Regions from separate parts of the Homo sapiens genome. Here region 2 is linked to region 1. Evidence: read pairs that join two places in POLR2A ChIA-PET (ENCODE). Cell type or tissue: GM12878. All regions are shown on one strand.

Region 1 (2,500 bases):
CTAGTGGGCGCCTGTAGTCCCAGCTACTTGGGAGGCTGAGGCAGGAGAATGGCGTGAACCTGAGATGTGGAGCTTGCAGTGAGCCGAGATCATGCCACTGCACTCTAGCCTGGGTGACAGAGCGAGACTCTGTCTCAAAAAATAAATAAATAAAAATAAATAAATAGATAAAAATAAAAAAGTAAAAAAAACCCCTACAGAATGGCAGAAAATATTTGCATATCATGTATCTGGTAAGAGTCTAGTATCCAAAATATATAAAGTAGGCTGGGCATGGTGGCTCATGCCTGTAATCCCAGTACTTTGGGAGGCCGAGGTGGACAGATTGCCTGCCTGAGTTCAGGAGTTTGAGACCAGCCTGAGCAACATGGCGAAACCCTGTCTCTATAAAAAAATACAAAAATTAGCAGGGCGTGGTGGTGCATGACAGTAGTCACAGCTACTTAGGGGGCTGAGGTGAGAGGATCACTTGGGCCCGGGAGGTCAAGGCTCCAGTGAGCCACGATTGCACCACTGCACTCCAGCCTGGGTGAGAGAGTGAGGCCCTGTCGCAAAAAAAAAAAAAAAAAAAAAAATTATATATATATATATGCGCCATATGCCAAAATATATAAAGAACTTTTATAATTCAACAAAAAAAGACAAACCTAGTTCAAAAATGGGCAAAGGATTTCAACAGATATTTCTCCAAAGAAGATATACAAATGAAGTCATTAGCCATTAGGGAAATGTTTATCAAAATCACAATGAGATGCCACTTTATGCCCACTGGGCTGGCTACAATAAAAAGTAGAAAATAAGTGTTGATGAGGATGTGGAGAAACTGAAATCTTTGTACATTACTGGTAGGAATATAAAATGGTGCAGCTGCTGTGAAAAAAGAGTCTGGCAGTTCCTCAAAAAGTTAAACATACACCAAGTGACGCAGCAATTCCGATACCAGGTATAGACCATGAGAAATGAATCATCTATCCACACAGAAAACTCATACATGAATATACAGAGCAGCATAGCCAAAAGTGGAAACAACCCAAATTCCTTTCAAATGCTGACAATGAAATATTATCCAGCCACCAAAAGCAATGAAGTACTGACAAGTGCTATCACATGGATGAACCTCAAAAACATGCTCAAAGAAAGAAGCCAGATACAAAAGCCCACATATTATATGATTCCGTTTATATGAAGTGTCCAGATTAGGCAAACATCCACAGAAACAGAAAAGAGGTAAGTGGTTGCCAGGGGCTGGGGGATGGGGGCATGGTGAAACTACTTAATGGGTGCAGGGTGTTCTTCCGGGGTAATGAGAAGTTTTGAAACTAGAAAGAAATGGTAACTGCACAAAACTGTGAATATACTGAAAGCCAGTAAATTTTATACTTTAAAATGGTTAATTCTATGTTATGTGACTTTGACTTCAATTTTCTTTTAAGGCAATGTCACAAAAAGAAAAAGTTAAAATACTGTTCTAGATTGGGACTTTTCAACTGCTGAGATCTTGGGCCAGACACGTTTATGCTGCAAGGGACCACCCTACGTACTGTGAGAAGTTTAGCAGCATGTTTGGCCTCTACTCACTAGATGCCAGTAGCCACCCCCTTGATTCTGACAATCAAAACTATCTCCAGACATTTCCAAATGACCTCTAGGAGACAATATCCACTCCCTAATTGAGAACCACTGCTCTAGATTGAAAGAGATGAAAGACATATGACAACCAGAGGCAATGTGTGACCCCAGGTGAGCATCAGGAGAGGGCAAAAAAGTGTAACAAAACAAAGCAAAGCAAGATAAATTCCAGAACTGAAGTGACTTTTTACATTTTCAACAGTCCTACTCCCAGGACACTTGACCTCAATGCCGGTGAAAAAGTATAATGAATCACCCTCTAGGAAATCAATTTGACAAAAAGCCTTATATTCATACCTTCTGACTCATTAATCTCACTTTTAGAAGCTTGAAATGAAATAAGCCAAAGTATGGGAAAAGTGTTTTATCCACATATATTTCCTGCCACATTATAAGGGCAAAGAACAGAAGAAAACATAAAAACCCCAAATTAGGCTGTGGTTGGGCAGTCTAAGCCACATTCATACGATGGGTTATTAGCCATAAAAATGCTGTTTACAAGAGGCTGAGGTGGACAAATCGCTTGAGCCTGGGAGGTCAAGGTTGCAGTGAGCCGTGATTGTCACTGCACTCCAGCCTGGGTGACAAAGTGAGACCCAGTCTCAAAGAAAAAAAAAAGAAATTGCTGTTTCCTGTCAAAGTTTCTGGTGACCTGAGATGACACGTCGGGCAGCTGGGAGAAGGAGGCAGCAACATGCACAATTATGTATGAAGCATGCATCGCAGCTTTATGAAAATAAGGGTGAAAAACCAAAAAGAGGCTCACCAAATTAAAGTGGTGTGTCTTTGAATAGTGGCATCAAGCACTAATTATTATTTTCTTCTAACTTTTATGGATAATATTTTCAAATATTATATATAGTGCTTATAT
Region 2 (2,500 bases), 97 kb before region 1:
TCTTGGGGCCTCGGGATCCCCATGAGGGAAATGGGTGGACCTGAGGACTCAGAGCTCCTGCCTTTCTGTCCAGGATGGCAGTGTCAGGCGAAGTAGGCATAAAAGAATATGTTGACACACATGAGGAGGATGGCATTGAAGCCACAGACACGGGCCCAGAAGGCGTGTTTCTGGGGTGTTTGGCCATCACCTGGAGGGGGTTGCAGAAGGAGAGGGACAGATGAAGGACACAAGGTTACACCTGGTGCCCTTGCCTCCAGGCCAGGGTCAAGGTGGAGGAGTGCCTAGGGTCATCCACTTACCTGCTTTAGTTCCCAAGGGCACATCCTGAGCCAGGGTCCACCAGGTAAGGTTCTCAATCTGTAAGAAATGAGTGAGGATAGGGTTGGGGGTGGGGGATGGCAGGGTGGGGGTGACCCAGACAGGATCAAAGGTTGGGGATGGCAAGATGGCAGCTGAGTTCAAAAAGGGACGGGGCTAGGTAGTCCAGGGCTAGAAAATTCTGAGTCAGAGTGGGTCGGGGATGAGAATGGGACCAGAGTAAGAAATTGTTAGGGGTCAGGGTCAGGGGTCAGGGCTGGCTCACCTGGACACTCTGTGGGGGTGGGGTCAGCAGGCTTCCAGCCACCACAACAGCACCACTGAGTGCAAAGAGGGCGACAGCGAAGTGCAGGTAGTGGATGCTCCCCAGGACGGCTGGCCGCGTGTCTGGCTCTCCGCACGGTGGGGCTGGGTTCAGGAATTCCAGGACCAGCCTCGTGGCCCCCACCACCAGCCCTGCTATCAGGCCCCAGAAGGCCCCCTGGGGAGGAGGGAGGCAGGGCATGTGGGGCTACGGGAGGAGGACCAAGGCTCCCCCCACAGGCAGCAGGGAAGAGCAAATTGTGGCACGTCCCCAGGGAGAGCAGACCGCCGACGCCCACCTGCTCGTTGGCACGTCGCCAGAAGACGCCCAGGACAAAGACTGCAGTCACTGGTGGGGCCAGGGAGCTGGTCACTGACTGCATGTAGATGAAGAGTTGCCCGCTGTTGGAGTCCTGCAGGACGGGGATCCAGGCCACACTCACGCCGATGAGTGCCACTATGACCAGCCTGCAGGCGAGTGGAAGGCAGGCAGCGGTCGTCGTGGGAGGCTCTTCAGCTCTCTCCCACCTCCCCTGGTCACTAAGACTTGCTCTCTAATCTTTCCCCTGCTACCCCAGCTCCAGCCTCCTCCCTGGACTCTGGTCCACACCACCAGTGACCTGGCCAGTCCTGCCCTGCTCCAAACCCTTTGGTGGCTCCCTGGATCCTGCAGGTGCAGCTCCTGACTCTAAGTGCTGTCTGCTCCTTCCCTGCCCTGGGGTCTCTGCGGAGCCAGCCCTTGGAGCTCCGCCATGGAGCTCCCTCTTGTCTCTCCTTCAAAGCACCTGTCCCAGTCACTACATGCACATTTACCTGGGTGTCTACTTGTTTACTGCCTGTCTTCCCCTCCCAATGGAAGCACCAGGAGAGCAGGAGCCTCATCTCTTTAGTTCATTGCTGTGTCTCCCAGCATATAGTAGGTGCTTACTAAGCATTTGGTGAGTGCATGAATGACCACTGCCCCCCGATCTGGGCCAGACTGACTTCCTGGTGGTTATTTGAAGACACTAGGATTTTTCACACTGGCCGGCATTTGTGGGAGCTGGGACCTCTGGCTGGCACATCCCCACCCCGACAGCCCTGTGCTGCACATCCTTCACAGGGCAACCTGCTTACTAAGGATGCAAAGTTTGGAGCCAGAGGTGTGGGTTGGGGTTAGAGCCCATACTCCCCAGCTGTGAAGCCGGAGCCCTGCTGGGCCAGCATGAGCCCGTCCCCTCCTGTCCCCTGCGTGTCAGCTCCTGCCTGCCTCTCCCTTAGGCCAAGAGCCCCTCTACAACAGGCACATGCTACACTTGTTCATCCAACAAACCACTGGTGAGGTGCTCACCTGCGTAGGACACTACCCTAGGATCCCCAACTCGGCGATGAGTGGGACCTGGTGCCTGCCCAGCACTCAGAGTCCAGCAAAGAAAACAGATGAGCCTCTTACCTACACTCGGACTGGGCTGGAGCAGCTCAGAGGAAACATCAATCTAGGAGGGCTTTCAGGAGGAGGCACCCCCTCCCCGAGCCTTGAGGGGCATGGGACCCAGCTAAGGGGATGAAGCTGGGGCATGGCATCCATCCGCTCCTCCCTGGCTGAGCACCTCACCCCTGTGTCCTGGGTCAGTTGGCATTCCTCACCCCCAAGGTGGGTGGTGGGTGACCCGCTGGAACCCTGGCTGTGGTGGCAGGGGTGACAGAGGCTATGTGTTCAGCTAGGGTGGGTCCTCTCAGCGCCTGTCCGCCTTCCTCCCTCCCTTTCTTCCCTTCTAGGCCTGAGGGAGAGGGTGGAGGAAGGAGGTGCCACCTTGATTAAGGCTAATTAACCCCTAGCCAGGCAGGCAGGCGGGCGCTGCCCTCATCAAAGGCCCAGGCGGGCCTCCATTAACGC

What was found. ChIA-PET counts read pairs that join two places held together with the same protein. Peaks named below come from ENCODE experiments on the same cell type or tissue, not always from the same donor. Only the 100,000 strongest peaks of a DNase experiment are listed, where the experiment ranks them.
Region 2: POLR2A ChIA-PET joins it to region 1 with 6 read pairs; 3 of 35 experiments call an interaction of 5 or more read pairs at or near these places.

What each region holds. Positions count from the first base shown.
Region 1 is chr17:18,920,744-18,923,243 of GRCh38, reverse strand. All of the region lies in intron 9 of PRPSAP2 (phosphoribosyl pyrophosphate synthetase associated protein 2), which reads right to left. Among named protein-coding and RNA genes, the nearest start is that of SLC5A10, 30 kb to the left of the region's middle. RefSeq lists an enhancer at 969-1,048. In GM12878, no CTCF peak of the experiment used is centred here; DNase peaks (open chromatin) are centred at 953, 1,500 and 2,223; H3K4me3 peaks cover 1,249 bases; H3K27ac peaks cover 2,500 bases.
Region 2 is chr17:19,018,015-19,020,514 of GRCh38, reverse strand. It overlaps SLC5A10 (solute carrier family 5 member 10), which reads right to left. Exons shown (of 15, transcript NM_001042450.4): 12 at 924-1,092; 13 at 587-802; 14 at 303-360; 15 at 1-190. The coding sequence ends at 84. Among named protein-coding and RNA genes, the nearest start is that of FAM83G, 15 kb to the right of the region's middle. In GM12878, no CTCF peak of the experiment used is centred here; no DNase peak of the experiment used is centred here.